Linked DNA regions of Homo sapiens: region 1 is linked to region 2. The links are chromatin loops, found by intact Hi-C in ENCODE. Cell type or tissue: ascending aorta. All regions are shown on one strand. Each heading gives the region's core, and the rest is flanking DNA. Links, peaks and the distances in the headings are about the cores only. Region 1 overlaps BCAS3 (BCAS3 microtubule associated cell migration factor). Region 2 overlaps BCAS3 (BCAS3 microtubule associated cell migration factor).

The links. A loop is a pair of places that touch in the nucleus more often than their neighbours do. Peaks named below come from ENCODE experiments on the same cell type or tissue, not always from the same donor. Only the 100,000 strongest peaks of a DNase experiment are listed, where the experiment ranks them.
Region 1: a loop joins it to region 2, with 2.0 times the contacts of the local background. A loop is called at or near these places in 7 of 110 quality-filtered maps.

The regions. Positions count from the first base shown.
Region 1 is chr17:61,306,864-61,322,905 of GRCh38, forward strand. The region is part of intron 22 of BCAS3 (BCAS3 microtubule associated cell migration factor); the gene reads left to right. Among named protein-coding and RNA genes, the nearest start is that of TBX2-AS1, 85 kb to the right of the region's middle. RefSeq lists an enhancer at 8,113-8,614. In ascending aorta, for the core only: no CTCF peak of the experiment used is centred there; a DNase peak (open chromatin) is centred at 7,598; H3K4me3 peaks cover 512 bases; H3K27ac peaks cover 2,525 bases.
Region 2 is chr17:61,191,450-61,207,491 of GRCh38, forward strand. All of the region lies in intron 22 of BCAS3 (BCAS3 microtubule associated cell migration factor), which reads left to right. Among named protein-coding and RNA genes, the nearest start is that of BCAS3-AS1, 63 kb to the left of the region's middle. In ascending aorta, for the core only: no CTCF peak of the experiment used is centred there; DNase peaks (open chromatin) are centred at 9,067, 9,892, 10,436 and 12,500; H3K4me3 peaks cover 2,046 bases; H3K27ac peaks cover 6,916 bases.

The sequences.
Region 1 (16,042 bases), core at 3,514-11,513, 110 kb after region 2:
TTTGGATCACTATTATTAATCATTCCTTAATAGAACTTTGGATTTTTCCCCAGGCTTAAGTACACTGGTTATTTCTAATTCTTTGTGATTTTCCTGGCTTCAGATCTTTCCAGGAACAGCTCTGGGTCTCTTGGCCAATTTGGCATCAGGGCTCTGGGCCTTTGCCCCCAGCTTCTGTGATTCTCTCAAAGGTCTTTCAGTATTGATCAGGGAGTCATTCCCACTGAGTCCTTCAAGTTTTCTTTTACTGCTTCCCCACAAACCGTAGAATGAGAAAAGGATGATTGAAGTGAAGAGCCTAGCCTAGTGCCGGCCCAAGTTGGGACTTGCTGAACATTGGTTTCCAGCCCTGTGGCCCCAGAATACCCCACAGTTACACCTCAGCTGTGGGTTCCTCTGGGACTGTTCCCCAGAAGGAGATTTTTCTGCCAGTTTTAATTTACTTTTTGGGGAACGAAAAAAACTACCTGTAATTTTTCCTGTCTACTTTTACTAGAGTTTACTAGAGGTTTCCTCAAGTTCCTTGAGCATAATCTCAGAGAAGAATCTAACCCATGTTTTCTTTTTCCCATTGCATTTACTACAGTTACAACGATAATAAATGTTGAATTAACTTTCACTAGCTTTTAACCAACATGTAAGCACTCCCCTTTAAACTGTGTCTTCTGTGTTTGGTGTCTACCTGTGTAAAATAGGAATAATCCCAATCTTCTCAATGAGATTTTACCAAAATAAATTAGCGTTCATAAATAAAAGGAGCTATATAAATCTGAGAAACTGTAGAGAGGACTCTAACTAATTTTATGTCCAAGTGCTCTAAATAAAATTACTTTTTCCCAAGTGTTCTAGAAAGGGTTACATTCCTGAGTAGGGTCTTAATGGCCAGTTCAAGAAATAATCAAGTTAAGTGTATTTAATTCATACTTTTAATTCATTTTTTTGTAATACCTTCTGTTAGACACTTCCATATGACCTGTGTCAAATGCACAGCAAAACATCTGATATATGGTTACAGATCTAACACAAATAATGTTACGTGAGCAACCCCAAACAGTATACACCTTGACAATGTGGAGACTCAAGATTTTCCAAGCACTCATTAAATTGAGCAGAGAAGTAATCTATTTCATCCAATAACCTTTCGTTTTATGTATTTAGCAAATCTTTATCAGAGAGAGCTATATGTGGACCTCCTAAAAAGGGACCTGGGAATTCGGGTCAGAAACTAGACCAGCCAGGCGTTGGAGTTCACGCATCCCAGCACTGTAAACAACAGCATGGGCACAACTGGCCAAGTGTGTGGGGACTCCTGGTGTTGTTGTTTATGGCGTCTGGCAAATATTTCTACCCAAGCCTTCAGCTAGTTTACAGCATTTCATTTTACAGCCCATCATGATGATAGTAACCAACCCCAGAAAAACATCAACAAGCATTAGCAGCCATAGTGTTGGAAGATGAATGTGACCCCAGCGACCTCCATTCCACCCCCCAACCCCCATCCCACTCCCACCCCATCCCCCTCACCGCCCCCTCTAGTGTTCAGTGAATTTCTGCAGCTAAAGTGGTTACCATGGGTCTTGGGTCAAAGGAGGATATTTGGAGGAATTTCTCTAAACACATGCTTACAAATGTTGAGAAATAGCACTCTAAAAAAGCAGGAGTCATACACAGACCCCAGCTCTTCTCGGTGAGTAAGACAAAAGGCAGCGTGATCTATAAATATGGTAAAGTGCCTTGAAACGATGAGTCTGCAGAGGCAGGGGGGTGGGGGTAGTTAAGGGAAGGCAGGAGGGAGACAACAATTACATATTAAGTTGCATTGGTTAAGAACAGAAAAATATAACTTGGCATGAGTTCCCATACTGGCCTTTTAGAACGGATTGGTCTGTAACACCATACTAAGTCTGTTTTCTATCAGTGATTCCTAGCCAGCTTATTAAACAGATTTATACAATGAAAGAATCTCATAACAGAAACATTCACCTTCTTTATTACTTGGCATTATTTATGGTTTGAGTTTTTTCAGCTACTTTTTTATGCACTGGAATCTGCCAACATTATACTTACAAAGTTTATGTACCAAAGTATAAGTAGGTTGGGAGAATATTATATGTGTCTCCTCTCTCCAGCCATGTGGCCTCCCCCAGCAGAGGCTTTGAGGACCTATCTGTCCCCTCCTCTGAGTGTCTTCAGCATGGAATCCTCTTTCTTTCAGGAGTCCGTGATTCTTGACTGAAACAAGGGTTAGTTCCCTACCTCCATGCCCGTCAAGGAGTAATACTTTTTTCAGCCTTGGGTTTAGTGACAGGGAAAAAAGAACGTTAGCTCATGTGAGGATACGTATAAGGGAATTAGATAACTCTCTACGTGATTTGCAAACACCTCAAAATTGTCAAGATGGAAAAGAGACCCAGAGTCCCCTTTCGTCCTCCCCATTCATTCTAGGGTAATAAGGGCTGGTGGAGAGGCGGTGTCCATTTTTTGACGGAACTGGTATGGGCAGATGAGCATGCCTGAGTACTGAACACTACCGTGTCACTCCCCATGTTGCCATTCTGTAGAAGAGGAAGCAGGAAGCCACCGACAGGGGCATAACTGTGGACCTAAAGTGGACATCAGAGGGGTCCCGGCAATGCGGCCCTGACCCTTCCCTGCCTCACTTGCCCTCTACTTCCCAGCTTCACCATAGCTGGGAAGAATATTTTGATTTGTTTGTTTTCCCTGAGAAAGAACAGTTTCTATCTCGAGTATTGCCTCCTTTCCTGAAGCGTGTTCTCCGTCCCAAGGAAAACACACACATCCAGAAGGCACTGTGAGCAAAGCCTGGAACTGGAGAGATGACCCAGGGTCTTTGGGATTGCGGAACAGCTGCTGTGGAAAAGTAGTGGCCTGTTTATGGGTTGAGGAGGCAGTACAGGGTGACAAGAGGGAGCCCGAGAGCCCCCCATGAATCTGTCTGCACCCTTGTGAGAAGAAGCCCATGAAGTCAAATGACAGCTTGTTTAAGGAAGCCATGAACTAGCAAATGTAGTTAAAAGATGAAGGGGGAAAATGAAGGGAAACGCTTATGCTTAAAGCAGTTTTCCTTTGAAAAACTACAGCATTTAGGCTACCAGGTTGTGTTTCCTTAATAGGAAGCCATATCCCAGCCATGTGGCAAGAATTAGTCATTGCCTTCCATATGGGTAGTAATAATAAATGTAGGAATTTAGAGGCTAATGAATCAGTGGGAGTTGCTATGGGTTTGCTGGGTGAATGAATCAAAGGCGATCCCTTCTTTCTCCCTGCTTCCATCTTTCCGGTCCTTTCCTCCTGCTATGCTTTTATGCGTATGAGCTTTCATCTCTGGCCCACTAACCCCAAGGATCCTTTGAATAATCTGGAAGGAGACCATCTAAAGAACTCTCTGGCCAGGTACAGTGGCTCACGCCTGTAATCCCAGCACTCTGGGAGGCCACAGCACGTGGATCACCTGAGGTCAGGAGTTTGAGACCAGCCTGGCCAACATGGAGAAACCCCGTCTCTACTAAAAATACAAAAATTAGCCAGGTGTGGTAGTGCATGCCTGTAATCCCAGTTACCTGGGAGGCTGAGGCAGGAGAATCCCTTGAACCCAAGAGGCGGAGGTTGCAGTGAGCCGAGATCGTGCCATTGCACTCTAGCCTGGGCGACAGAGTGAGACTCTGTCTCAAAAAAAAAAAAAAAAGAAAGAAAGAAAAAATGAACTCTCAAATCTGTCTCTAGCCTGCATGCGAATCATCGCCCAGAAACTAATCTGTCCCCCTGAGCCCAAGTATTAAGCCGAGCTATGAACCAAAAATTAGAGGTATGAGAGACATGAAGGGGGGCAGGCCTCTGTGCCCCGCCCTCCAAGAGCTCACCATCTAGTGCTAGAGACTGATGTGTAAACAGATCATCATAGTGATAAAAACCGTGATAGAAAAAGGATGACCAGTTGTTTTGGCCTGTGTGTGTAGGGGAGGCTCTGGGAGGCAGGTAGAATGCCGATGAGGATCTTCTATGACATGAGTGGCTGTTGAGCTCAGGAGATAAGAATTTGGAGCTGGAGCAGTTCACTTCCATTTTAAATCCCAGCCCTGTCTCTTAATAGTTGTGTCACTTTGAGCAAGTTACTTACCTCTCTGTGCCTCGGTTTTTTCATGTGTAAAATAGTATACCTACATCCTCGGGTTCCTGTGAGAATTCAGTGAGTTAATATGTGTGGAACACTTAAAATACTGCCTGCTCCTAAAATTACTGCTTGGCAGTAAATGCTATGTAGATGTTACTTTAAAATTATTACTATTTTCACATATCTTATGTGAATGTGCCTAAATGTGATATGTATATATTTTTCCTTTTAAAAATTTGAGATCATACTATACAGAGAGTCCAGCTTACTTTCCATATCAGCACATGTAGATGTACCTTAAGACATTAATTTAAAACCAACTTTCTTTTGAAAAACTTTCCAGCCTCATCAGACATTGGGGATTCTATGTGAGGGCACCTCTCCAAGATTGGATCTTGCTGTGGTTGATGGAGTTACATCCTTCACAGCACGGTCCAAATTAGAGATCTCCAGTCAGGCTGTTTGGTCTGTGAAACATTTGGATATTTGTTTTTTAAATCCATATTAGGACATGTTATTCAGTGTTTGGAGAAATTAGTATGTACTAATTTCTAGGCTGCTTGAAGAACTTGGGGGGTAAATTGTTGCTCTTAAATCCCCTTAAAATATAGGGCAGAGGCCAGGCGCGGTGGCTCACGCCTGTAATCCCAGCACTTTGGGAGGCCGAGGCGGGCAGATAACGAGGTCAGGAGATCGAGACCATCCTGGCCAACACAGTGAAACCCTGTCTCTACTAAAAATACAAAAAATTAGCTGGGCATGGTGGCGGGCGCCTGTAGTCCCAGCTACTCAGGAGGCTGAGGCAGGAGAATCTCTTGAACCTGGGAGGCGGAGGTTGCAGTGGGTTGAGATCACGCTACTGCACTCCAGCCTGGGTGACAGAGCGAGACTCCATCTCAAAAAAAAGCATATATATATATGACAGAAAGGATCTTGGCACCCTGTGTTGAAAAGATACGTTTTTAAGTCAAATGTGAGGTAAGTAGGTCATGCCACATCTCAACCTCATCAGGCTGTACTTCTGCAGATTGTTGTGGCTTCTGGGTGTCCTATTAGAAACAAAACAGGAGGGGAGAATCGTTTGATCTCTTGCTCCTAAAATGTGGGCCCTAGGCCGTCAGTAAGAGGTACTGGCCCTTGCCGAGTCCCAGTGTTCTCCCTCATTCACCCCCTAGGTGACAGTGGATCCAACTCTCCATAAGCAAGTCTGGGATTCTGCATGTTGTGCTTATTTGCTCTCTGTGGGAGGGTCTGTTAGACAGGTCTCTCCAAGGAAGGGGAAGGGAGCAAGGAGTGGGGGAGGGTGTCAGCTCAGAGGGGCTAGCAAGTCCAGTAGATGCCAGTTCTCCCGAAAGACAGGTCCCCTGTGTGATTCACATCTGGTACTGAAGTGGCTAGAGCAGTTGGCACACCGCAAATTGACACTGACCTTGGCCATGCTGTTGGGGTAATTGGACTTTCAGGATGGACTCTCCGAACAATCTTGCCACTGTGGCTGGCACAAACAGGCTTTTCTTTAACAGCAGACGTTCATGTCTTCTTGCTCCAACTTTTTTTTCTTGAACAAACATATGTATTGTGGCCAATGCAAGGAAAATCCCACTCACCATTTTGATCTGAGTTGCTTCTGTCCTGGAACAATAGTCTAGTGTACCAGGGGCCCTCGGGATGCTGGTTTCCATGCCCTGGTCTAGTTTTATGAATCTCCTTGGAAGACCCTAAAGGCCAGGAAGCCATCGGTATTTCTGCAGGGCCTCCTACCACCATCGGGGACATCAGTGGCTCTGTATCTGATTGTCAGAGCGTGAGCTTCAGCAGTAGCCTCGGGGTCAGGACTGGTTACAACCAAAGAGCTTTCTAAGTGCCTGCCCTTTCTCCCACAAGATGGCCTCTTCACAACTTAAGTGGGCATAACCGAAGACTTGCATTCCCCTTTGAGCATCCACCTCACTCAGTTAGAAGAAATGTGTCTCCAAGCACTGCCAGCCTGTGAATAAGCACTTCCCAAGTGCCAGGTACAAAGTTAGACACTTCCCATCTTTCACCTCGTTGATCGCCTCAAAATCCCGTGAGGTTTTTAATCACTGACTCAGTAGCATTGATTGAGAAATCTACTCCGTGTTAGGCTTAGACTACATAGTGATGACCAAAACAGTCTTTGGATTCATGGCAATTACTGCCAGGTAGAGAAAGCGAATGCTGTTATTTTGCTCTAAGAGGAAACTAAGGTTCAAAGAACCAATACTTTCTCAATGCCATATAACTGGTAAAGGGTGTGGCCACGATTACACCACCATGATTCTACTCCAAAGACTGTCTTCCCTCCACCATGCCCTACTACCTTCCTATAGGAAGCTTAATCTGCGGTTCTACTTAAAATATGAGGAAACATCTGGAATATTAGTTTTCAACCACATTTCAGACACAGAAAGTGGAGCCTAAGGAATAGCCCAGTTGGCTCCTCTCTGAGAGCGGGTAAGAGTAGAAAAGAATTGCTGATCTCAAGCATTTTGTTACCAGAATAACCCCACAGGAGAGGCCTGGCTGAACGGGGATTTGTGTGGGCCAGACAATGTAGGGGATTTATTTCCAAGGCTGGAGGACAGAGCTTGGACTCGGGTCCAGCTCGGCGTCCTCCCTCGGGTCCTGCTCGCTGAAGAGGTACAGCATCTGGAGGAGGACTTTCCGGCCAGGGTACAGCTCCTCTAGGCTGAGGCAGTTAACGATTAAACAAGAAGCAGCCTTTGGCTACAAAGCTAATGGTTTGGGTTCCAGGGCACAGGATAAAAATATACAACTGGAAAGGCAAGCTCCCAATTAAGTGGAAGAGCTCAAGCAAGAGATGTTTCAATGCCGCGGAGCCAGTGACCACACGTGGGCCTGCTGTCTCCTCCACCAGCCCCACTCGCCCGGCCCCATACTTAGTGCTGGCTCCAGAGTCTCGTGGGGGAAGCCGGCTGGCAGCACACAGGCCATTCCTCTTTTCCATTCAAAGAAAATCTTACTTGCCTTCTGCCCAACAATTTATCTTGCTTGGCATCTTAGGATAGTAGAATGTCAGAACTGGAAGGGCCTTAGGGATCATCTAGCCTAGTCCAGCTCCCTGGTTTGATGCTTTAGAAACCGAGGCACACACTGGGGAAGTGACTTGAGCAGAGTCACCTTGTCAGTTCGTGGCAGGGAGGAGATTCACGTTTTGATCTTGTAATGTCCGCATTCTCTTCTCCCTTTGTACTAAGCTGGCACCATTAGCAGCCTGCCATTTGCACCTCTTCCCTTTGCTCCCACAAACCTAAAAGCCCTCGGTCCTTCTCCTCTTTTACAGGAAAAGATACTGAGGCAGGGAGTGTAAACAGTGCCCACAGAGCTGACAAGTACAGATGCCAGAAAGGGAACCGCAGAATCCCGCCCAGCAGGCCTGGGCCTTCACCATCTGACCGCATTCCCTCTCTAAGAACATGTTGTGGGAGAACTGAATTTGGCCTCCTTTGAGCTCTAAGCCTGCAACAGCCCTCCTAATGACTCTACAGTTCCTGGCTTCCTCTTGCCACTGACTTTCCCCTCCACCGCTGCCTGGGACAACCTTACAGCTACAGTGACTTTGAGTCTTGCCAAGACAAGCCCAATAGTTACTTTCAGACTCAAGTGCTTGCCAAGCCTGAAATAGTAATTGCCTGAAGGGTTCCAAAAAGCTGGGCTTTATCTGCAGCAGAGACTTTAGTAAATCAAAACACAGGTCTTATCTCCCTATTCTCTCCCCTCTGTTGTGTGGTCTCCTAAATGAAAAATGTTACCTAATTGCCTAAAACAGCTGGCTTGATGTTTAATTACTTCAGCTTGCTAACCTGATATTCTGGACCAATAAACTATACACAGGGAGTGGATAATGCTCTTTACAGATCGGACTTGTCCAGGTTTCCTTTGTGAGAAATGTTGATTTCAGCCACCAGAGGGAATTCCAAATTTGAATGCTCTTAGCAGTCACCGCGCTTGTCTGATGTTGGAACTCCTCTTCACCCATCCGAGGAACAGTGTGCCTGGAAAATGCCTTGAATCCTCTCCCCAGCATTCCAGGGGCAGTCTCCTCCACACGCCACACTGCTCAGCCTACACTCCCTTTTCTTTTTCTTTTTTTCGCGAGACAGATTCTCGCTCTGTCACCTAGGCTGGAGTGCAGTGGCGTGATCTCGGCTCACTGCAGCCTCCGCCTCCAGGTTAAAGCAATTCTCGTGTCTCAGCCTCCCAAGTAGCTGGGATTATAGGCGCCCACCACCACACCCGGCTAATTTTTGTATTTTTAGTAGAGACAGGGTTTCACCATGTTGGCCTGGATGGATGGTCTCAAACTCCTGACCTCAGGTGATCCGGCCGCCTCAGCCTCCCAAAGTGCTGGGATTACAGGTGTGAGCCACCGCGCCCAGCCAACGCACTCCTGTTCTGAGACACGGGAGGGCATGCAGAGCAGTCTCGGAGCGGACGCTAGCTGGCAGCGGTGCCATTGCTTTCGCCTCAGGCTTCCTAGAGCAAAGAAGCCCATGGAAGAGGTTGCACAGCGTCGCTGGTTAATGGCAAAGCCCAGGTATGGGCCAGTGAACCCCAATGATGCTGGGGTGCCTCTTCCTGTCCCCAAGGACTCTACAGCCTCAGCCTCACCCATCGATGCTTCCCCATGTGGGTCCTGGAATGTGACCAGGCTGACTGACCCCCCGTTTCATGCCCCACGCCTTTGCTGGTACTGGTCCCTGAGATGTCCCCTGACATGCCCCTCACCCAGCACCTCTGCCCTCCCATCTGCCTCCACATGCCGCTGCGTCCCCTCCACGGCTCCCCTGCAGTAGCACACCTCTGCACAGCTTTCCTCTTTACTCCTAGCCAGGCTCAGAGGGACCCACAGCTGACATCTTAAAGTCACCTCTATTGTCCACCTACCTACTTCTCTATCTCACTGAACCTCTTTAGGACCAGGATTTTCCCTTTTCATGTGTGTTTTCCAGTGTCTAGGATAGTGACCATCTATAGCAGGTGCTGGCCAGGCGTGGTGGCTCACACCTTTGATCCCAGCATTTTGGGAAGTCGAGGCAGGTGGATCACCTGAGGTCAGGAGTTCGAAACCAGCCTGGCCAACATGGCGAAACCCCCATCTCTACTAAAAATTACAAAATTAGCCAGGCATGGTGGTGCATGCCTGTGATCCCAGCTACTCAGGAGGCTGTGGCAGGAGAATCACCTGAGTCCAGGAGGTGGAGGCTGCAGTGAGCCGGGATCACGCCACTGCACTCCAGCCTGGGTGATAGAGTGAGACTCCATCTCAATAATAATAATATTAATAGTAATATAGCAGGTACTTAGTAAATGTGTGCTGAATGTGGGAGACGTCTTTTTTAAGGAAAGCCTAAGATGTCATTCTTAGAGCAGCAGAAGAGATGATGTTCATGCCCCATGCCTTTGTTGGTACTGGTCCCTGAGATGTCCCCGGACATGCCCCTCACCCAGCACCTCTGCCCTCCTATTTGCCTCCACATGCCGCCGCGTCCCTTCCACAGCTCCCCTGCAGTAGCACCCCTCTGCACAGCTTTCCTCTTCGCTGCTAGGCAGACTCAGAGGGGCCTGCAGCTGGTATCTGATAAAATAAAGGAAAGGTTAGAGGGAGGGAGAGAGGGAAGGAGAAGGAGGATAAAATAAAAGGAAAAGAAGAGGTATGAATTCTTTGGAAAAGAAATCCATGCCCTCGGAATGATGTGGCTCCTTCCTTTTTTAGTCAAACATCTGCTCAACTGTATGTGCTGTGCTAGATTCCTCGGGGTCATGTACAATAATTCCTGCCATGTAGGTTTATTAAATTAACAGTTGCAATTTATGTTTAGCGGTTTCCCCACTAAGGAATTCCTCGTGTATTTGATCGATTTGTGCAAGAGGCTAACTCCAGCCATTGCCAGCCCTTCTGTAAAATGGCTACTATATGATCCAGAATTCCCTCTCACCTCAGACACTGATGGTACTATTAGAGTTCGGGAGGCTTCAACAGTTCTGAGATAGGTGTAGCATATACAAAAATTCCGTTCACTGCTTTGTTTTCTTAAAAAAGTTTAGGGTTCTAAAGAGTAGTGTCTTCTATCCAAATTTAGTATACTTATATATTATATCCATCATATTATATTTAGCTCTTATGCCCTAGGTATTTGATCAATTTGAGCATTTCATTGCCAAGCTTTTAAGAGACTCCTGCTCCACGTCTTCTTGCTGTCCTCACTAGCTTGAGACAAAGTAGAAAGGCCAGAGAGAGGGGACTCCTCCAGAGCCCACCCAGGACACACAATATACAGTATGATAGAATAAAACAATGTAAAGGCATGCTTCTTAAATAACAGGTCATATGCTTTAATTATTTCATCTACTGGCAGTGTATTGCCTTTACTGGGAAACAAGCCTTTCCCACACACCTGCTTTGTAGGGCTGGGCTGAGTCAAGCCGGGAGAACCAGACAGTTCCTGGTGTTTGGGGCCTGGACCAGGAAAATGCAGCTCATGGCAACATGGAGGGCTTCATTGACGGTGAGGTGAGGTCACTCTAGGAGAGGGCTCGGCGTAGAGACCTGGGTCAGTGGGGTAGTAGCACCATCAGGGGCAACTGGCAGTGAGGCCTCAATAGCACCTTGAGAATTCAGCGAGACAAGACCGATTTGGGTGGGGTGGGAGAGTAGTAGTTGGCAAGGTAAGTAGGGCACAGTTGTTCCTAAGAACTAAAGCCCATCAAGGCAAGGGCCCAATACCCAGATTGGGGAACTTGACCTCAGGGATAGGACAGAAGCCTAGTAATTAGAGCAGAGACACGGTGTCAGAGCCAGCCAAGGGCCCTGCCATGGGAGGCCTGATGTGGAATCTCCTCCCTTTTAGCCACCTGAGGGCAGACTTGAACAGAGGTCCCTGGTGAGGTCTGTGGGTGGGGGTCCAGGCAGAGCCTGAACGAATGCCATACGCAAGCTGTTCTGGCAGGCGTAACGCGTAGGACCAACAGTGAAAGCACAGCAAGAACAGGGTTTGTGCTGCAGGTGTCCAGGCTGTGCAGGAAGCAGGGCCAGAGGCCGCCTCTCCTGCTAGAGCTACATGCCGCTCCTCGGCTCCTCCCCGCCACCATCACACCAGGAGTCAGGGCCCTGGGAGGCGACTAGAACACACCAAAAAAGGATGGCTAGGACTATTTCTCTGCAAGGTGGAATCAGCTCTTCATTTAAGATATAAGCTGTGGCCCAAAGTTACTGAGGGTTCTACAGGTGACGTCCATCTAGGCAGGAATAGAAGTTCCAAAATTAACTGACTTTTCTCAGTTGGAAACTTTCTTCTCAGGCTCCAGAATCTGCAGTGTCCTGTCTGCACTCCTTGGTGGCGATGGAGCAGCAGCCCTCTCCTGTCTTCCCTGCCTACTGTTAGAACCAAATGTAGTCTTTCTTGAAGACGGCACCATCTCCCTCTCCCAGTGACATCAGCAGCCCCTCTTCCCCCTCCCCCTAATTGACAAATGTGGGCATTTCCAAGTGTCTTAATGGCATTAACAAGGGACACACCGCTTAATCACAGGTGGAACTGCCAACAGATGACGGGTTATTTCCCGTGTTTCTCCCCACCCTGCAGTGAGGCAGCAGCCTTGTGTTGGGGTTTCTGAAGAGCACTCCTGCTCGGAGGACATGTGCTATTTCCAGCCAGAGTTGTCCACCTGCAACTTTCTGCTAGGGTTAGCAGTTTCATCTCCCATTATTAAGAGTCCAGCTGGCGTGTCTTTGAAGTTGGTCCCATCATGTTAAATGTTAACTGTAATTTCTCTTGGCCCTTGCTGGAGAGTGCTTTCCTTCCCGTTGGTATGATAATAGCCGCAGCTATATTGGCCATGTGCTAGCTGACCACCTCAGCAATTGCTTTCACTCCCGGAGTGACATAGAAGGAGCTTTGTACTGTGCATCGTGAAACTTGGGGTTTGACCTGGTTCTGCCAGGAAGCCATGTGATCTTGAGCAAGCTCATTCTCTTTTCTGATCCTCATTTTTCTGCTCTGTACAATTCTGGGTAAGGGCTAGAGGATTTCTAAAGCCCTTCCACTTCCAAATCTGTGATTCCAAGATTGGGAGAATGCACAGTTACTCGCAACTCCTTTTTCTCCCTCTACCCCGGGCCTACACCCCTCGCTACAGTGCTTCTCCACATGCTGATCCCAGTAGGTAGCCAGGGTCAGAGAATACTAACAATATGTAGAGAGCTCAGGATCATTCTGACCCTTTGAACTTGAAATCCTCAGAGAGCTTTCTATTCTAATAAAAGGGCATAATCTTGGTGATATGACACCCCCTACATTAAACTCCATTATATTAAGGAAACCTTAGAACTCGGATGTACAATCTAGCTTGATAATTTACAATTCTGCTGGGATTAGTATGAGGAATAATTATATCTATTTATTCCACTGTCAGAATGTTGACTCTAGAATTTCATATTGTCTCTGTCACTGAAGATTATAATTAAATAATATGTCGAATGTATTGATCATATTTTTATACATTTGCTTGATATGCTATAGAGGCTTTTTTTTTTTCAATATATCACGAGATTAAATTCAAAAGTTTGCCAGGCCATCTAGGTCTGTTTAAGAGATTTTTTTTTTCCTGAATAAACCACAATTTTTTGATGGCTTGTCATTTTGACATCAACTAAAGTAATTTATTTACTCCTTAGTGCAGAACTGTATCTCTTTTAGCCTTTAGTCAGACTCAGTAGCTATCATGACATTAGAATAAGAAGTAGTATGTGTCTTTGAGGGTAGGCTTTAAATTTCCTTTGTGCATAAACTCACAATTTTCATAGAATAGTCTTTTTTCTTTTTCTTTCTTTCTTCTTCTTCTTTTTTTTATTTTTTATTTTTTTTTTTTGAGATAGAGTCTTGCTCTGTCACCCAGGCTGGAGTGTAGTGGCACAGTCTCGGCTCACTGCAACCTCTGCCTCCTGGGTTCAAGCATTCTCCTACCTCAGCCTCCCGAGCAGCTGGGATTACAGGCTCGTGCCGCCACACCCAGCTAATTTTTCTATTTTTAGTAGAGACAGGGTTTTGCTATGTTTGCCAGGCTGGTCTCGAAGTCCTGCCCTCAGGTGATCCTCCCGCCTCGGCCTCCCAAAGTGCTGGGATTACAGGTGTGAGCCACGGCACCTGGCCAGAATAGTCTTTTTTCTATGCATTTATTATGAGAACTTTTCCAGTGGAATTTGAACTCAAGTCTCTTTTACTCCAAAGCCCAGTTTTTCCTTCTGCATCAGATGGTCCATTCCTAGACAGTGGCACTATGAACCAAAAGACCTGGGTTCCTCACTCATCTCTTGGACTCTTAGCTAAGGAATATATGGTGAAAGAATATATTCAACTGAAGGCCAGGCGCCGTGGCTCACGCCTGTAATCCCAGCACTTTGGAAGGTAGAGGCGGACAGATTACGAGGTCAGGAGATCGAGACCATCCTAGCTAACACGGTGAAACCCCATCTCTACTAAAAATACAAAAAAATTAGCCAGGTGTGGTGGCGGGCGCCTGTACCTGCTTGGGAGGCTGAGGCAGGAGAACGGCATGAACCCGGGAGGCGGAGCTTGCAGTGAGCCGAGATTGCGCCACTGCACTCCAGCCTGGGCGACAGAGCGAGACTCTGTCTCAAAAAAAAAAAAAAAGAATACATTCAACTACAAATTTTCTCAGCCTATTTCTCTTTTGCTTGAGTCACAAAACATTCACCTACTTTACCCAGAGGGTATAATTAAACCTTTTCTAATACTTGCTTTGGATGTATGTTTCATATATATTCTTAAGTAGTGTAGAGGGTTTCTTCAGTCTGCCCGAAACACATGTAATCAGCTCTTCAGTCACAGTAATAATATAGCACGTGTGTAATGTTTTACAAAGGGCTTTCATATACATTATCTCAGATGAGCATTAAAGCATGCTGTGATATAGGCAAGGATTATTACTATTAGTTCATTTAATGGATTCTTTTTAAAAAGACTCAGAGAATTTAAGATTTTCCATAACATCCAGCTAAGAAATAATAAAGCTGAGACTAGAACTCATGTCTTCTGAATCCTTAATCTAGGGTCTTTTGGCCTTCTTTTTTTTTCTAATGAGATTTACAAACATAACTAAAAATATATCTCCAGCTTCCCTTACCTCTTCATTTGTTTAAGGCAGATTCTTCATTTTGCTGTAACATCCCATCCTCTGAATAGATATGGCATGAAATAAAGTGGTAGCACCTTTTTAACCCAAGTAAGGACAGAGCGTTAGCAAAAGAAGAAAGATCCTGATTATATTTGACTGAGAGACTCGCATTCCTTCTACCCCACCTCCCATCTCCCTTCACCATTCATACTGTGGCTTCTTGGGGAAGCTCATGACCTGTTTCAAAGAGCTTGATTGTAGTCCTGGGCCATGAGGAAATGCATGAGCAAAAGCAGCAATGGTGAGTGGCTGATGACCTCAAGAAGAGGCCATTTGATGTCGGGCGGTAAGAGGCTGTGGTCAGGAAGCACTTTCCTCCCTGGGCCATCTGGATGCCCCTGCAGGCCGCCAGGCTGCTTGTGCCCTTATCCCTTCACCCTCAGGGAACCTTGCTTTGTTGACTGACAGTTGGGTTGGCATTTGGTCTTTATCATCAGGGATTCTTCACAATAGTGCAAGCCCTAGGAAGGCGAGCCAGCAAATCGTTCTAGTCTCTGAGAACAACGCTGACCTAGTGCTCTCCAATCTGGCCATGCTTCTGCTGGGAAATGAGGGGATAGTGGGGAGAACCCTGGAGGGCTGGATTTTAATCCTTGTAGTCTGTTTGAACTTGGGCAAGTTATTGATCTCTGAGCTTCAGCTTAGTTCCTTTTTAAGTAAATTGTGGATACTAACACCTATCCCGTTTTTTGTTTGTTTGTTTGTTTGTTTTTTTTGAGACGGAGTTTCCCTCTTGTTGCCCAGGCTGGAGTGCAGTGGCACAATCTCAGCTCACCGCAACTTCCGCCTCCCAGGTTCAAGCAATTCTCCTGCCTCAGCCTCCCGAGTAGCTGGGATTACAGGCATGCACCACCACGCCTGGCTACTTTTTGTATTTTTAGTAGAGACAGGGTTTCTCCATGTTGGTCAGGCTGGTCTCGAACTCCCAACCTCAGGTGATCTGCCTGCCTCAGCCTCCCAAAGTGCTGAGATTACAGGTGTGAGCCACCACACCCGGCCCCACTTATTTCCTCAGATTAGTATTGGGAGGCGTGAGTGACCTCATGTGTAAAGGTGCTTTGCTCAAATGCAGGGGACCTGCTCTGAAGGAAGGGGCTAGGCTCTGGGAGACTGTTTTAGGGGACCTGTCAAACTGAGCAGTTTTTAAGATCAGAAAGAATTGTTTTCTCCCCTCACCCTTGGTGAGGACCAGCATTGCCTGCCAGGGTTACACCCATCCCTCCAAGCCTTCCGCCCTCCTCTAAGAAGTGAGATTGTAACTCAGCCACTATTGGGCTGTGACATTTCTTCGCCTCTGAGGCACAGCCAAGAACATGGCCTCACTCTCCCTCCCACCCCTCTTTCCTTTTTCCTCCCTTTCTCCTGCCTTCTCTTCATTTCAAACAAGTGAGTTGTGTTAGTTGGTTTTTTAATGAGGTTTTTCCAGCCTCTTGTTTTTTTGTCCTTGACAATAAAGAACTCCCAGTTACCCAAAGCTGAAAATAAAATTTGGCAGAAGTAAGCCAAAAGTATAGTCTCATTGGTGTTGATATTTTTAAGCCTCTCTTGAGAGAGAGAGACAGAGAGAGAGAGAGAGAGAGAGAGAGAGAGAGAGACAGAGAGAGAGAGAGAGAGAGAGAGACAGAGAGAGAGAGAGAGAGAGAGAGGTGGTGGGGGGTCCTCTGGGAGACA
Region 2 (16,042 bases), core at 5,172-13,171:
CGACGCAAGATAAGAACAAGTGGATATGAAAAATAATGACTTAAGGCCAGGCGCGGTGGCTCACGCCTGTAATCCCAGTGCTTTGGGAGTCCGAGGCGGGCGGATCACGAGGTCAGGAGATTGAGACCATGCTGGCTAACATGGTGAAACCCCGTCTGTACTAAAAATACAAAAAATTAGACAGGTGTGGTGACGGGCGCCTATAGTCCCAGCTACTTGGGAGACTGAGGCAGGAGAATGGCGTGAACCTGGGAGGCAGAGCTTGCTGTGAGCCGAGATCGCACCATTGCACTCCAGCCTGGGCAACAGAGTGAGACTCCGTCTCAAAAAAAAAAGAAAAGAAAAGAAAAGAAAAGAAAAATTACTTCAAAATATCAGCAGTAAAATAATAGACATTGAAATGTAACTCAGTAACAATTTTAGACTGTATATTTGAACAGTAGTTCGCTCAGAAAGAAGCACATAGGTAGAAAAATGTGAAAGATTAGTTAGTTGAGAAACATACAGTTTAGAGTCCGGGCATGGAGGCTCACACCTGTAATCCCAGCACTTTGGGAGGCCGAGGCGGGTGGATCACCTGAGGTCAGGAGTTTGACACCAGCCTGGCCAAAATGGTGAAACCCTATCTCTACTAAAACTTACAAAAATTAGCTGGGCGTGGTGGTGGGTGCCTGTAATCCCAGCTACTCAGGAGGCTGAGGCATGAGAATCACTTGAACCCAGGAGGCAGAAGTTGCAGTGAGCCGAGATTGCACCACTGCACTCCAGCCTGGGCGACAGAGCAAGGCTCTGTTACCAAAAAAAAAAAAAAAAGAAACATAGAGTTTAGAAACGTCAACATTTATATAATAAGAGTTCCAAAATAATATGATAGGGAGAAGCAATGTTCACATAATAACTACCAAGAATCTTCCAGAATTGTAGACCTCAGATTGAAAGTATAACTTGAGTGTTGAGCAGAGTAAATAAAAATAAATTTGTATCTATGTACGTTGTAGTGTAATTGAAGACCATTGATTTTTAAAAGGCTAGCTGAGAGAAAAGACATCTTTTCTACATAAATGTGAAAATTAGGTTGATGATAGACTTGTAATTTGGTGACAATAGATGCCAGAAGGCAATGGAGTAATATACCAGAGTGCTGAGCTGATAAAAAAGATATTATTTTTAATTTTACAGTTCTATACCCAGCTAAAATTCAATACTTTTACACAGTGGCAGTTTACCACTGTCATGCTTTTGTTGAAAAAGAAAATCCTTTAAAAATGTGCTTCACCAACAAAATATAAATGTAGAGGTAGGAGTGATATGTAAGATTCAGAATTATGATGGTAGTTAACTTTGAATTTTATAATGATAATAGAATAGCAATACCTTTCATATTATAATTTACTTACATGGAATGAAAACCTCAGACAGTAATGACAAGAATGATGTGGAGTTGTTCGCTGGCAATTAAAGCATATTCAAGACAAATATTGAGATACTGAGTAGCCCAGAAAAAACTATGGTATAAAAATTTAAGGACACTGCGGGGCACTGTGGCTCATGCCTATAATCCCAGCACTTTGGGAGGTTGAGGCAGGCGGATCACCTGAGCTCAGGAATTCAAGACCACGCTGGCCAACGTGGCAAAACCCCTTCTCTACTAAAAATACAAAAATTAGCTGGGTGTGGTGGCACATGCCTGTAATCCCAGCTAGTCAGGAGGCTGAGGCAAGAGAATCACTTGAACCCAGAAGGTAGAGGTTGCAGTGAGCCGAGATCATGGCACTGCACTCCAGCCTGGGTGACAGAGGGAGACTCTGTTTCAAAAACAATAAATAAATAAATAAAAATTTAAGGACAAACCATAATAGAAATATAATCTATAGCTTCCAAACATATAGAGAAAAAATTACTATAGAAAACTGTCAGTGCAATACAAGGCGGGAAAGAACAGATCATACAAAATAAGATAGTAGAAATAAGCCCCAATATGTCAATAATCAAACTTCAATGACAGGGGATATAAGACTGAATTTTTGGCCAGGTGCGGTGGCTCACGCCTGTAATCCCAGCACTTTGGGAGGCCGAGATGGGTGGATCACCTGAGGTCCGGAGTTTGAGACCAGTCTGACCAACATGAAGAAACTCCGTCTCTACTAAAAATACAAAATTAGCTGGGTGTCGTGGCGCATGCCTGTAATCCCAGCTACTCTGGAGGCTGAGGCAGGAGAATGGCTTGAACCCGGGAGGTGGAGGTTGCTGTGAGCCGAGATCGTGCCATTGCACTCCAGCCTGGGCAACAAGAGCGAAACTCCATCTCAAAAAAAAAAAAAAAAAAAAAAAAAAAAGATTGAATTTTTGAAAACCTAGTCATATTCTGCTTATAAAAAAAGTACAAGCCGGGCGTGGTGGCTCACACCTGTAATCCCAGCACTTTGGGAGGCTGAAGTGGGCGGATTGCTTGAGGTCAGGAGTTGGAGACCAGCCTGGCCAACATCACGAAACCCCGTCTATACTAAAAACACAAAAATTTGCCGGGCCTGGTGGTGGGCACCTGTAATCCCAGCTATTTGGGAGGCTGAGGCAGGAGAGTCACTTGAACCCAGGAGGCACAGGTTGCAGTGAGCCAAGATCGTGCCACTGCACTCCAGCCTGGGTGACAGAGCGAGACCCTGTCTCAGAAAAAGAAAAGAAAGGAAAGGCAGGGAGGGGAGGGGAGAGGAGGGGAATCTGCAGATTGTGCTATTAGCTCGTATTAGTGGTGTCAAATTTTAAGTCAGATTCTGCTGTAAGCAACAAATGGCTTCATTCTTTCCTCACTATTACAAATGCGAGACAGAGAAAGAAAACATGGCCTTGTAATGTCACAGACTTTGTCATTGGTTAACCCGAGTTCAGAGAGGCTTCCAAATCACATCAGTTAATTCCCCCAGCAAGTGAAAGCTGACTGAAATTATGAGCTGCCTTTAAAGCAATTCTAGCCCTCAAGCTTGTGAGGAGTCATAAAGATATACTAACTAAGCCGGGCGCAGTGGCTCACTCCTGTAATCTAGCACTTTGGGAGGCCAAGGCGGGTGGATCACCTGAGGTCGGGAGTTCGAGACCAGCCTGGCCAATATGGTGAAACCCTGTCTCTACTAAAACATACACAAATTAGTCAGGTGTGGTGGTGGGCAACTGTAATCCCAGCTACTCAGAAGGCTGAGGCAGGAGAATCACTTAAACCTGAGAGGCAGAGGTTGCAGTGAGCCGAGATTGTGCCATTGCACTCCTGCCTGGGCAACAAGAGCAAGACTCTGTCTCAAAAAAAAAAAAAAAAAAGATATACTAACTATGTGACTCTTAGATTCATAGGCTAAATTTCCTTTTGGATTGTTTTTCAAAGACTGAAAATGCCTATATTAGGAAATATCTTCACTTTCCATCTCCAGCTCCCCTATTTGTCAGTTCTTCTATTCTGACCCCTAAGATGTGGTTCACATTTTAATTACAGTTACATATGGCAGTCTCCATCCACCATAGCCAGCCAGCCTGCAGGCTTGAAGAGAATGAAGGAGAGCCTAATACTGCCTTCTTTCTGACAAGCTCTCATGGAGCTTTCACAGTTAAGACTCTGTCGATCTGTTGCAATGACTGAAGTGTCCTGTAAATGATCACTTATTACAAATGTTCAGGTAGATGTGTCACTTTAAGCATTAACAATTTATTTTTAACTACATTTCTTTATTCTTTACATATACCAATTGTGCTTATGCCCAGAAGGACTGGATACAGTATGTGAAAGCTGTAAAAATTGGCTGTTCATTCTCTTCTCATTTAACCGCAGATGAAATATTGGTTGTCCAGGATAAATCATCCTTAATGGGATATTTATACTCTTTCCACCAAACACTGTGCATCTCTCCACCAGCCGTACTCTCCCTATTTCCTTTTATTTTCCCAGACAAGGTCTCATTCTGTTGTCTAGGCTGGTGTGCAATGGTGCAATCATGGCTCACTGCAGCCTCAACCTCCTGGGCTCAGGTGATCCTCCTACCTCAGCCTCCCAAGTAGCTGGGACTGTAGGCATGAGCCACCATGCCCTGCTAAACTTTTCTTTTTCTTTCTTTTTTTTTTTTTTGTAGAGACAGGGTTTTGCCATGTTGCCCAGGCTGGTCTCAAACTCCTGTGCTCAAGTGATCCGCCCACCTTGGCTTCCCAAAGTGCTGGGATTACAAAGGTGTGAGCCACCGCACCCGGCCCCCCTCGTTTTTTAAAGATGGAATTTCTCTCTCTTTCTCAGGCTGGACTCAGACTCCTAGACTGAAAGCTATCCTCTCACCTCAGCCTCCCAAGTAGCTGAGACTTATTTATAAACTTTCCAGTTAATTGTGACTACAGTTATGCACAGATTAAACATAGGTTTATTCTGGTTGGTAATGATCATAAAGAATGATCTGACTGGCTATCTTTGGGAATGATTGTTTGTAGACTGTAGTAAAGATGAAAAGTCCAAACTGATTTTTATCTTTTTGTGCTGTTAAAGTATAAGGATCTAGAATTTTTATTTATGGACATTGATGTCAGAAGCATATGTAGGTAGTTTTAAAACTGAAAATATAGCTTGTTTTTACCTCTCATCTAACTTTGGAGACCACAGTCGCCTTTGCAGATCTATCTAGACAACTTCTGAGGTTTATTCAAGCCTCATTTGTTGCTGCTCTAAATTCTTGCTCTGACCCTATCTGAAATCAGTGTAGTCTGAACTACTAGAGAGACGTTATTCCGTAACACAGTGAATCTCAGAATTTATTTTTTCAACTGATACTTCCAGCTCTGGATTCTGTGACATTTGCCCAAAGGGAAACACCGGTCCCTTGGATTACACTGTGCATCCATTGTCTGAACTGTCACAGCAATAGCGCGTAAAGCTGTTTGCATAGCGTGCTAACTCTATCAGGGTCATTTCCAGTCTGTGGCCGCTAAAAATGAAAACCATGCCCCAGCCGGGACAAGAACAGGGTCAACAGCTGGCAAAGGATATGGCAATCATTTATATAAATATGCTTTCTCAAGCCCACAAAAACAAAAAACCCCAACCCAACAGCTGGGAAGGGTTGGAAGTAGCCCCAAGGCTGGTTAGTCCCCTTCCAGATGGGGAGGTTAGACTGGGGCTAGCCAGACTGCTCCACATAGACTTCCGATTCGAATTAGAAATGAAAAGAGGAGAGGAAAGGGAAAAGGAAGAAAGCCTACAAGCATGACTGCTCTGCTTTTCACCTAACTTAATCAAATAAGTGAAGACTTTCTGAGACGGAAGGCTTGCATTTATCGGCATTCATGCTCCGTTTTTTCTGTTTATCATAGGGTCTAATACACATTTTAACTGCTGAAACAGAAAGCATATATGCTCTAAAGTATAGTTTATATATAATGTCATGGTTATTTGTAGAGAGATTGAAGAACCGGTCTCAGATTTATGTCCTGTTTACATCTCCCAAACACTTATGTAGAACATTCAATGCTAGAGAAGATAATAATTGTGGTGTTGGCTCACTCCCAGAATTTTATCCAAGGGATAGGGTTCATTTTTGTAATTTGATTTACTTCATAATACATCGTTATTGCACATCTAATATATCCAACAGAATAACAAATACCGTTTTCCTGGGTTCACCTTAAGGTTGCATACCATGAGGCAAAGTATTATTTTTGTAACCTGTTGATGCTTCAAGAGGCAAAGGTGAAGAGTATATGACTTTCAAACTCTTCCAAGAGTGACATAGTAAAATAAAAGACACCACAGTGATGAAGAAAAAATTTGTTCTCATTATCTAGAAAAGGGCCGCTTCTTCCTAATAATGGAGAGTTCTGCTGAAGCCAAATTGAATGGCAAGCAGCACTTTCTTCCTCTCCAGTCTTACGTTTGCTTAAGGAAAAGCTTACATAATGAATACATTTATAGGTGTAGGATGAGCTCATGATATCAGAATCCATAAAGATATATAAATTAGGCTCTTTTGCCAACATTGAGGCATTGTCTTAGAGAATCTTCTGCTTTGACATAGAAGTTAGGTAATGCATTTTCCTTCTTGTAATGATCTGCCTGAAACAAACATTTAGCCTTACTCGTGGAATGTCAAAACTAGAAGGAACTGTAGTGATCATCTCAGATACCTCCTCTAATGAGTAGTAAAGATCAGAAAGTTAGAATGTGCACAGGGAGGATGCTGTGGACCCCTCAATCAGGTATACATCTTCCAACTATATACACACAGAGGACCCTATACTGAGAAAGAATAGTGCCAAGCCAGTCTGGATAAAGACCCTCGGGAGACCTGAATTATCAAAGCTATCTGCTGATCCCTCAAACACTCAGATTTACTGTGTAATTGTATAAAGTAAATTTCCCACTTTGTTCTGTGGCCCTATAGTATCAAAACAAATGTTTCTCAAGCATCAACACTTTATTAGAAATTCTCATGACTTCTAGATGTGGTTTTGGTCATTTCCATAGATAAGTAATAAGATGAGTGTGTTAGGTGTTGGCTCTGAAAGTCTATCCCATCTATCTATATAGTAATGAATATTAGATTTTAAGCTTGTTGGGGGCAAGAAAAGTAGGTCATCTTCATGTTTATATCCACTGAGTCTGGCACATATGAGTACTTAGTGGATGTTTGCTGATATGCGATTAAGATAAAGTGCAAGATATGTTTTTTTTTTTTCTTTTTTTTTTTTTGAGACGGAGTCTCACTCTGTCCCCCAGGCTGGAGTGCAGTGGCCCAATCTCAGCTTACTGCAAGCTCCACCTCCCAGGTTCATGCCATTCTCCTGCCTCAGCCTCCCAAGTAGCTGGGACTACAGGCGCCAGCCACCACACCCAGCTAATTTTTTGCATTTTTAGTAGAGATGGGGTTTCACCGTGTTAGCCAGGATGTTCTCGATCTCCTGACCTCGTGATCCACCCGCCTCGGACTCCCAAAGTGCTGGGATTACAGGCCTGAGCCACTGTGCCCAGCCCGATATGTTGATTTTCAAATAATTCATTAATTTAAGTATTTTCTTCTATAATAGCTACAACAATTTTATACTAAAACTTTTGGGGGGAAGGGCCATTACCTTAATTTACACAATAGATCAGTTAAGTTTTGCAAGAAGGTGAAAGTAGACAAACATGTTTTTGACACATTGTTATTGCTATTCCTGCGGTCTTTGATTCTGACCCATTTTTAGCTTCTGTGCATTTACTTTTAGTTAATCTGTTTGATTTGAATACACTGTTCAGTTAGTCTCAAACACTTTCTTAGCATTTATCTTCAAACCTTAAGTGTAAAAATGAGACAGAGGCTTAGAGGTGTCCTCGGAATTTTAGAACTAACGGTTTAATTTCCTGACTCTTAGAGTCCAAATGTTTTCTTAGATTGATGTGGATTGGTTTAACGTAATTGGAAGTTTGAAAGGTACATGTTTCTAAAGCTTTTAAGATAATGATACTTAGAAATCACTGATTGTTCCTTGATGATGAATGCCTTTAATATATGTTTACAAGCTCCAAAACTTTTAATATATCTTACCATACTCTGATTACTAGAAATATATAAATGAAACCAACATTTCTCTATCCTGGAAAAAAAGTGTCCAGTAGAGTCTGTCCTTCCTGAGCTTAGTTAAAGCAATTCTTGTATCTTTGTTTTATATTTTTTAACCTTTTCCAATCCTTAATACATTTGTGGTCTTACTGGGATATGCCAGGAAGAAATTTCTTCCTTCTATTTCTTCTCCCTCTTTTTAGCTGTCTACTGTATACCATGTAGAACCACAAAATGCATGTTTTTATCTGTTCTGTTGTGTAGAATGTATATGCTGCCAGCCAGCCTTACTCTTTCCTCTCTACACTGCCACAGCTACAACTGCTTCCCTGTCAAACATTAGAAAAACACAGGTGGGCACCTAGTGCATGGTGTTACAGTAAAGACAACTCGACATCATACTGACTACAAATTACCTCCCCTAGTTTAAAGGCAAATAGTAGCTATCACAACCAAATTTAGAATGTGACACCATTGTTTAGGTGTATGTGATTCATTTTTATTATCTAATCACATATTTTTTTCCCTTCTAATTTGTGCCCTGACTGCACCTTGTGAAAGGTTAGAACTGGGATAATAACTGTGATGAACAAGTTATTCAAGAAATACTTGCAAGGTGGACAATGTTAACTTTGAACAGTGAACACAAAGGGTAATGAATTACTAATACCATAGTTCCCTTCTCAAACAGCAGTGACAGCTTAATTTTGATAGGATCCCTATGATCTTTGTAAGCGTATTCATGCCAGGAATGTTGTCCTCAGCAATAGATCCTATCTCTATCCCTTTTCCAAAAGCCCGGTAAAGTTAGTTTGCTTAAAACTACCTGAAAATGTCTTTCTAGACATCCACCTTACTGCAGGGCCCTAGGGTCATAACCTCTTAACCTTACGGGTTATAGGTCTCTTGCTTTTTGATCTTTCTTGGTTCTTTAGTTTTTGCCTACTTCCTCCACAACATTCAAGCCTTGTTATATAAGGAAATTGGAAACACCAATTTTGGATGAGATAAGTTACCCTTTCTTCCAGAATAATCCAAAAAGATGATTTTAAATAGAAACATGCTTGGGAAAAATTTAGCAAAACTACAGCATCCTGTCTAAGCCAGTTTGAAGTTGCCCCCCTTCATTTCTTATCCTCTTTATAAAAAACAAAACAAAACCAACTTAGAACTTACTGTTGACTTAGTGATAAAGTTTTTATTCAGGTCCCAAAGGCAGCTTGCTTGAGACATCAGAAGGAGTCAGAGTGGTCTGAGCGAATGAGAAGGAGATTAATATTAATACAATTAGTTAGTTAGCTTATTATTCTTGCCTTACTGGGCAGTACACTGTTTGATAATAGTGACAACTAACATCAATTTGGCACTTACTATTGACAAAGCATTATTTATTATTTTATAGCCATAGCAACTTGGTAAAGGAGAGATTATTATTCTTATTTCATAATAAAGGAACCTGAGCTTCAGAAAGGGCCCTCGGCTTGCCGAAGGCCGTATGGTAAATCAATGACCGAGCTGGTGTGGAATGTTAGCCTCCTGGATCCTGATCGTTCAGCCTCCGAAACATTCCTACTGAAGAGGCATTAGGACTAGAGCGTATTTCTTTTGATTATCAATGCGGGTGGTAGTGAGGTATCCTCAGCTGTTTGGCTGGCTCTCTTATTATATTAGTATCTTTTTACTATTATCTTGCTTCTGTTTCAGCCAAAATTTGGATTTTGTTTCTTTGCCACACCCATAGGATCAGGTACAGTTAACCTGTTTGAGCCTAATAATCAAGTATTGTACTGAAATTCCAAATAGAATTGGAAAATGTACTTTTTTGATGGGCTACCTTTCCTCTTTCCTGCCTCATCCAAACAGTCTCCATTAGAAATAATAAAAACCCTCATAGGATTTTAAAGCCAAGTTAGCAGCCCTGAGTCAGGACAGGTGTTTATTTTTAATTCATACTCAGAAAGCACTGTTTACCCATTTACCAGACAGAGCAAGAAAGGACAAATAGTATATATAAAAAAAAAAAGAATTATAGGTCATACAGTTGTCTTTTCATTCCATAAAAATTAGGAGGTCTCTTTTAAAACATTAAGATAATGTTGAAATAAATACATTTTAACCCGAACCTAAAACCAAACAATGACAGGAATATTTCTCCTTAAATGCAGACTACCTGGCATTCGCAGGTATCTGCTAGAGGCAAAGTCAGAACGAATGAGGAGGCCTGCAGACAGTAATCATACTTCCATCTCATGGAAATCACCCACTTGCCTGACTCACAAGAGCACTGAAGTGTGTGTGTTTATGTGTGTATTTGTTGTGAATTTGTTTTGATTTTATCAGGCTTGCCAGCTGCATAAGCGGGCAAAGAATGTAATGTGGAAACCATCCATTGCCACTGGAAAAAGGATCCAAGAGGAATTCCTTAAGCTGGGAACATGAGCTGTGAGCAACATGTTTAAATAGCTAAATATCCAAAGTTTGAGTCATGTTCATTTATTTTGGGGGATACACTCTCTTCTTTGAGGCTGAAAGAGTCCTTCTGGCTTAGACTATAACAAATGTGGTGCTGGAGGAGGTGAGAGACTGGAAGCCCTAGCGAGTTTGCTCAGGTTGTGGTTAATGGTGAGAGAGGGTACCATGACCCCCTTCGTGAAGTACGTTCCACGTTCAATCTGAAAAATCCATGGGCTTTTAAAAAAGCCTTTTCTGTACTTTCCAGTGAGGGAGAAAGGTAAGGGAAAGGAAACTAACTTTTTTTTTTTTTTTTTGAGACAGGGTCTCGCTCTGTCGCCCAGGCTGCAGTGCAGTGGCGCAATCTCGGCTCACTGCAACCTCCGCCTCCCGGGTTCAAGTGATTCTCCTGCCTCAGCCTACTAAGTAGCTGGGATTACGGGAATGTGACACCACGCTCGGCTAGTTTTTGTTATTTTTAGTAGAGACCGGGTTTCACCATGTTGATGAAGCTGGTCTCAAACTCCTGACCTCGTGATCCTCCCACCTCAGCCTCCCAAAGTGCTGGGATTACAGGTGTGAGCCACTGTGCCCGGCCTCTTTTTTTTTTTTTTTTTTTTTTTGTAATTTTTATGTGCCAGACACTATTCCAGGTACTTTCAGAAAGGTGGTGATTTTTTTTTTTTTTTTTTTAAAGAGATGGAGTCTCGCTCTGTCTCCCAGGTTGGAGTGCAGTGGTGTGATCTCAGCTCACTACAAGCTCTGCCTCCCGGGTTCACGCCGTTCTCCTGCCTCAGCCTCCTGAGTAGCTGGGACTACAGGCACCCAAAAAGGTGGTGATTTTTCTCCCCATTTTGCGGATGAGGAAACTGATGAGATCTGAAACGATTTGCGCAATCTATCACAGCGAATAAGGTTGGGATGAGGATTTTAACCCAAGATCTGGCTTCAATGCCCATGCTTTTCTTAACTCCCTTGAAGCCTTAACACTCTCAACAAAGAGTTTACTTTCCTTTTTCCCCTCCTCATTTTCTTTTTTTTTTAAAATATTACTTATTTAATTTTTAATGGTCGAGTTTACTTTTCTTCTTATTTTACTTGTGTTTCTTCTAAAGGAGCTGTCTGGGCTAACTACTCCATTGGTTAGAATATGATGCCTTTGAGCCCAAAATCTTGTTTGATCTCAGAATAGGCCAAGTTAATATTTTACAAAGAAAAGCTGAGAATTAAATGGCATCACCATTAGCCTGCCATTGTCAGAAGAATATGAGATGAGCTAAGAGTATATCTGACTCAGAAAAACAACTCAAAAGCATGTCTTGTTGTTCTCAGATGGTCTGAGTTTTCAAAAGAAAAAAGATGATGAGTCAATCGTAGAAATAAATAGCCTAAATATCTCATAGATTAAGTCAATTAAGTAAAGATTCCCCTTATGTATTTGCCCTATTTTAATGTAGGTAATCAAGGTACTGAATTTTTTCTAGACAGGTTGTAGTATCAGCGCAGTGATGAAAGTAGTCTTCCTCTGCTGTGAATTAGGGCTAATATTAAATTTTGTGTGGTTGCTGAAGAAGTTTACTGTGCACTAGCTCTCTCTTCAAAAAAATTATTTAAGTTACATTAAATTTTATTTATTTATGTGTAGCTCCTAGATCTAAAAGGGAATAGTTTTTTCCCCTCACAATTTCAAGACTTCTCTTTTATTCTTCTTTTTTTCGAGACAGTTTCACTCTTGTCACTCAGGCTGGAGTACAATGGCACGATCTTGGCTCACTGCAGCCTCTACTTCCTGGGTTCAAATGATTCTCCTGCCTCAGCCTCCCGAGTTGCTGGGATTACAGGTGCCCGACACCACACCTGGCTAATTTTTGTATTATTAGTAGAAACAGGGTTTCGCCATGTTGGTCAGGCTGGTTTCAAACTCCTGACCTTGTGATCTGCTCACCTCGGCCTCCCAAAGTGCTGGTATCACAGGTGTGAGCCACCGCGCCTGGGCTTCATTACAATTTTTATTTTGTCTTCCTGATTTCTGGGGGATAAGAGGGGAACCAAAAAGATAGTTTATGAAGAACTTAACAGTTTCCACATTGCCATTTCTGTAAAATCAGGAAAAGAACAACAGATGTATTACAGACTAGTTAGGGAGAAAAGTGATCAAAAAACACTTGATATTTTTAAATTCGTGGAAACTTTGAGCTACATATTTTGCCTTCCGTTCATCTTTGTAACCATTTTTTTGTTTCAGGTTGAGTGTGATTCTTTCTTCCCAGCTGGAACTTTCAGCCTTGTCCCCGAGACCAAAAGCTCAATCAGTGTCACTCTGCAGAGAATGTTTTCAGTATACGAGTGTCCTCTCCTTGGCACTCAGTTGGGACAGTCAGCACTGCCCCTGCCCCAGAGCTAATTAACTGCATTGCTATCAGAGCTCTGAAGTGACAGAGGCAAAGGGCAGAGAATGGAACCAAGAGATCATTCAAAATGGGGTTCAAGCTGGGAGGCAGTGCCCGGCCCCCTTCTTTCACAGCTGGGGTTTTGGCAGCCTGTCCTCGGGTTGTTCAGCCTGGTGACCCTAGCCGCCTGTGATTTACTAACTGTTTTACAAATGTTTCCTCGCTCTGGGAGGTTTGATACACTCTTCATCCTCCTCAGCTCACCAGAGTCACTCAGTCTCTGAGCCAAACCTGCCTTTGTTTACAACTTTTCCGGAAATTTTCACAGAGGGAGAGAAACTCTCCCTCCTCTTTCAGTGTTTTATTTTTAAGTCAACACTTTTCTCAAGTTTATTTGTGCTAAACCAAATTCTCCTACAAGGTATTGCTCTGTATTCAAATGGGAATTGCTGCATTTCTATAAATAGAATGAAGGTCATGTGAACGAGTTCAGAAGATTCTAGATATCACATTTTACGGGACCTTTACATTTAGTTCACTATTTTTTGAAAATAATATTCTATGTTTGGATTTGTCTTTTTTTCCCACATTCATATTTGACTGCGCATTATGTGAAAAATTGAATTTGGGAAACATTGAGTGGAATATTTTTTAAGCTGAAATACCCATGTTAAAAATAACAAAATGTGTTGTTGCTTCATCATTGTAACTTTCTTAAAAACAGAATTTATAGCCCCTTTATTAAATATTTCTAGAATATAATTGCCTCTGAAAACACAGTACCAGGGTTTTTTTGTTTTCGTTTTTCTTTAAATCTCATTCCCATTAATTGCTCAGTCTTTACCTTGGCGGAGAATGAAAAACTGCCTTGGAACTTATTAATAAGCATTTAGAAAAACTCGACAAAAAATTAAAGAATTGGCCTGGCATGGTGGCTCATGTCTGTAATCCAAGCACTTTAGGAGGCTGAGGCACGCAGATCAGTTGAGGCCAGGAGTTCGAGACCAGCCTGGGCAACAGGGCAAAACACCTTCTCAACAAAAAATATAGAAATTAGCCTGGCGTGGCGGCACATACCTGTAGTCCCAGCTACTCAGGAGGCTGAAGTGGAAGGATCACCTGAGCCCAGAGAGGTTGAGGCTGCAGTGAGCCATGATTGTGCCAGAGTGAGACCTTGTCTCAAAAAAAATTAAAGAATGACAGGATAAAAATTTAGGGAGGCCGATTCCATCTGCAATCAAAAGCTAACTTTTGGTCCACACTAAGTAAGAAGTATTATTTTTCTCATTTCTACCTATGAAAAAAAGGTTGAAACTGAAAGAAAAAAAAAGGCATTATTTATTTTCCTCCTTTTCTGTCTTCTAGAGCCAGAACAGACAGAATATATCCTAAATTGGATACAGCCAGAGAATAGTTTACTGATAAAATATGTTTTAGGAAGGAAAACTGGTTACATTTCAGCATATACAGCTGGACTTCCTGGTGGGCCTCCCACATTGTCAACATCAGTACCATTTATTTGTTGACCAACAGAAGACCACCAGAATGAGGTATTTTCATTTCTGCATACTTCTAATTCTACAAGAAAGATAGCTGTTGAGAGAGCTAATATCAAGGAAATGGCAAACAAACACCTTAGGTGATCCTGTGTGACATTCAGGAACTATTGCAGACTTCCAGGACTCAAGACAGTCTCCTCAGCCATAATGTCATTGACCTTGACATACTCAGAACAAATTGGTCTGTGTGATTGCTACCACATGCTGTAGCGCCTCCTAACCCTGCCGTTGGTCTGGAGTGAAGCAGAGCAGGAGAAAGGGCTCCTCATCAGAGGATATGCTTCTTTTATGTTCCTTAGACTCTTGCCCAGCATGCTTTTCCCACTCTATTTAGTCTTAAAATGGCTAATTTAAAGTTTCTGAAGCTTTGTAGGAGCCGCAGAGTGTACCTAGTTTTGCCAGGCAAGGACTGAATAGGTGAATAGTCATTGTATTCTTAGGGTGTGAAACTGTTTCGGGAGCAAAAGATAAGGCAAACACAACCAAAAAGACAGCCCTTTTGCTTAGTTAGGAAGATAATTTATGTCCCCAAAGCTCTTTCAGTGATCTGTACCCATCAGACCAGTAGAATTTGAACTTTTTTCCCAACTGAAGAGTCAACTGAGATGAGTAATAAGCACACTCCTCACTTCTGGTTTTCTTTTACGTCTGTAGGTTTTTTTCATTTATATGGAGAACACAAGTCGTAGCCAGTGAAAGTTTGTATAGGCCCCTCTGTTTCTTGCACTCTAGTTATAGGCACTTGCTAAATGTTTCTTGAGTGGATGAATGAATAAGTGAATCCTGGACAGATTGAGATGTATGGGGTGAGTCATAATCCTGGCAAAACCCTAATTAAACACAGTGGAACCATTGCCTTATGCACAGGGCAACCTCAGGCATTCTGCGTTCATCGTGTCTGCAGTGTTCTCCAAATTCTGAAGCAGAGATGTCTAGATGCTTGTTTAGTGCGGAGGGTCACTTTCTTTATATTTTAAAATCAGTAAGGTCATACTTAACTTCGTTTGTACATATTAATATATCCATAAATGTTGGTAGTTCCTTTGGGTACTATGAGTGACTATAATATTAACTAAACTGCATTTTTAGATTAGAAAATTGTGAGGGGGGACCAAGCACAGTGGCTCACACCTGTAATCCCAGCACTTTGGGAGGCCAAGGCGGATGGATCACCCGAGGTCAGGAGTTCGAGACCAGCCTGATCAACGTGGTGAAACCCCCGTCTCTACTAAACTTACAGAAATTAGCCGGGCATGGTTGTGCACACCTGTAATCTCAGCTACTCGGGAGGCTGAAGCAGGAGAATCGCTTGAACCTGGGAGGCAGAGGTTGACGTGAGCCAAGATCTCGCCATTGCACTTCAGCCTGGGCAACAAGAGCGAAACTCTGTCTCAAAAAAAAAAAAAAAAAAAAAAAAAAAATTGTGAAGGGGGAATCCCCTATGAATGTACCAGTTTTTACTTTGATCCAATCAAGTTGTTTTGTATGGTTTGTTGTTTGTTTTTTGGTTTTTGGTGTTTTTTTTTTTAATTTGATTTCTACATGGATTCAAAATAATTTTGTTTGGAAAGAACAGATATGTCAGGGGAAGAAGTGACACGTAAGCTACAACAGAGTATATTTTTCAAGCACCTCTTTATTTGAAGATGCAATATTAGTATTTGTTCTTTCTTAGCACCTTTTCGAAGTTTTCTTCACATGAACTCTTGCAGTGTGCCAAGGATAGCAGAGATGTTTTTCAAACGTTTATTGGCTACACACATAAAAGAACAGAAATTCCTATTTTTCTTCTCTGTCCTTATATTACTATATCACCTGTTCTCCAGCCTATGGGTACAAGTGATTGACATCGTTTTCTTGTCGATAAGTATGATACTTATACATCTGTCTTGTTCTTCTTACTGTCTGTGTATTAATATTTCTAGATGAAGATATATATTAATTCATTTAATCTTCATTATAACTTTAGGATGCAGATACTGTTATTATTCTTTGATAGATGAGGAAACTAAGTTCAAGAAAGATCCCAAATGTGTCCAAGGTTACAAAGACAGTGAATGCATGACTAGATTCAAACCAAGAT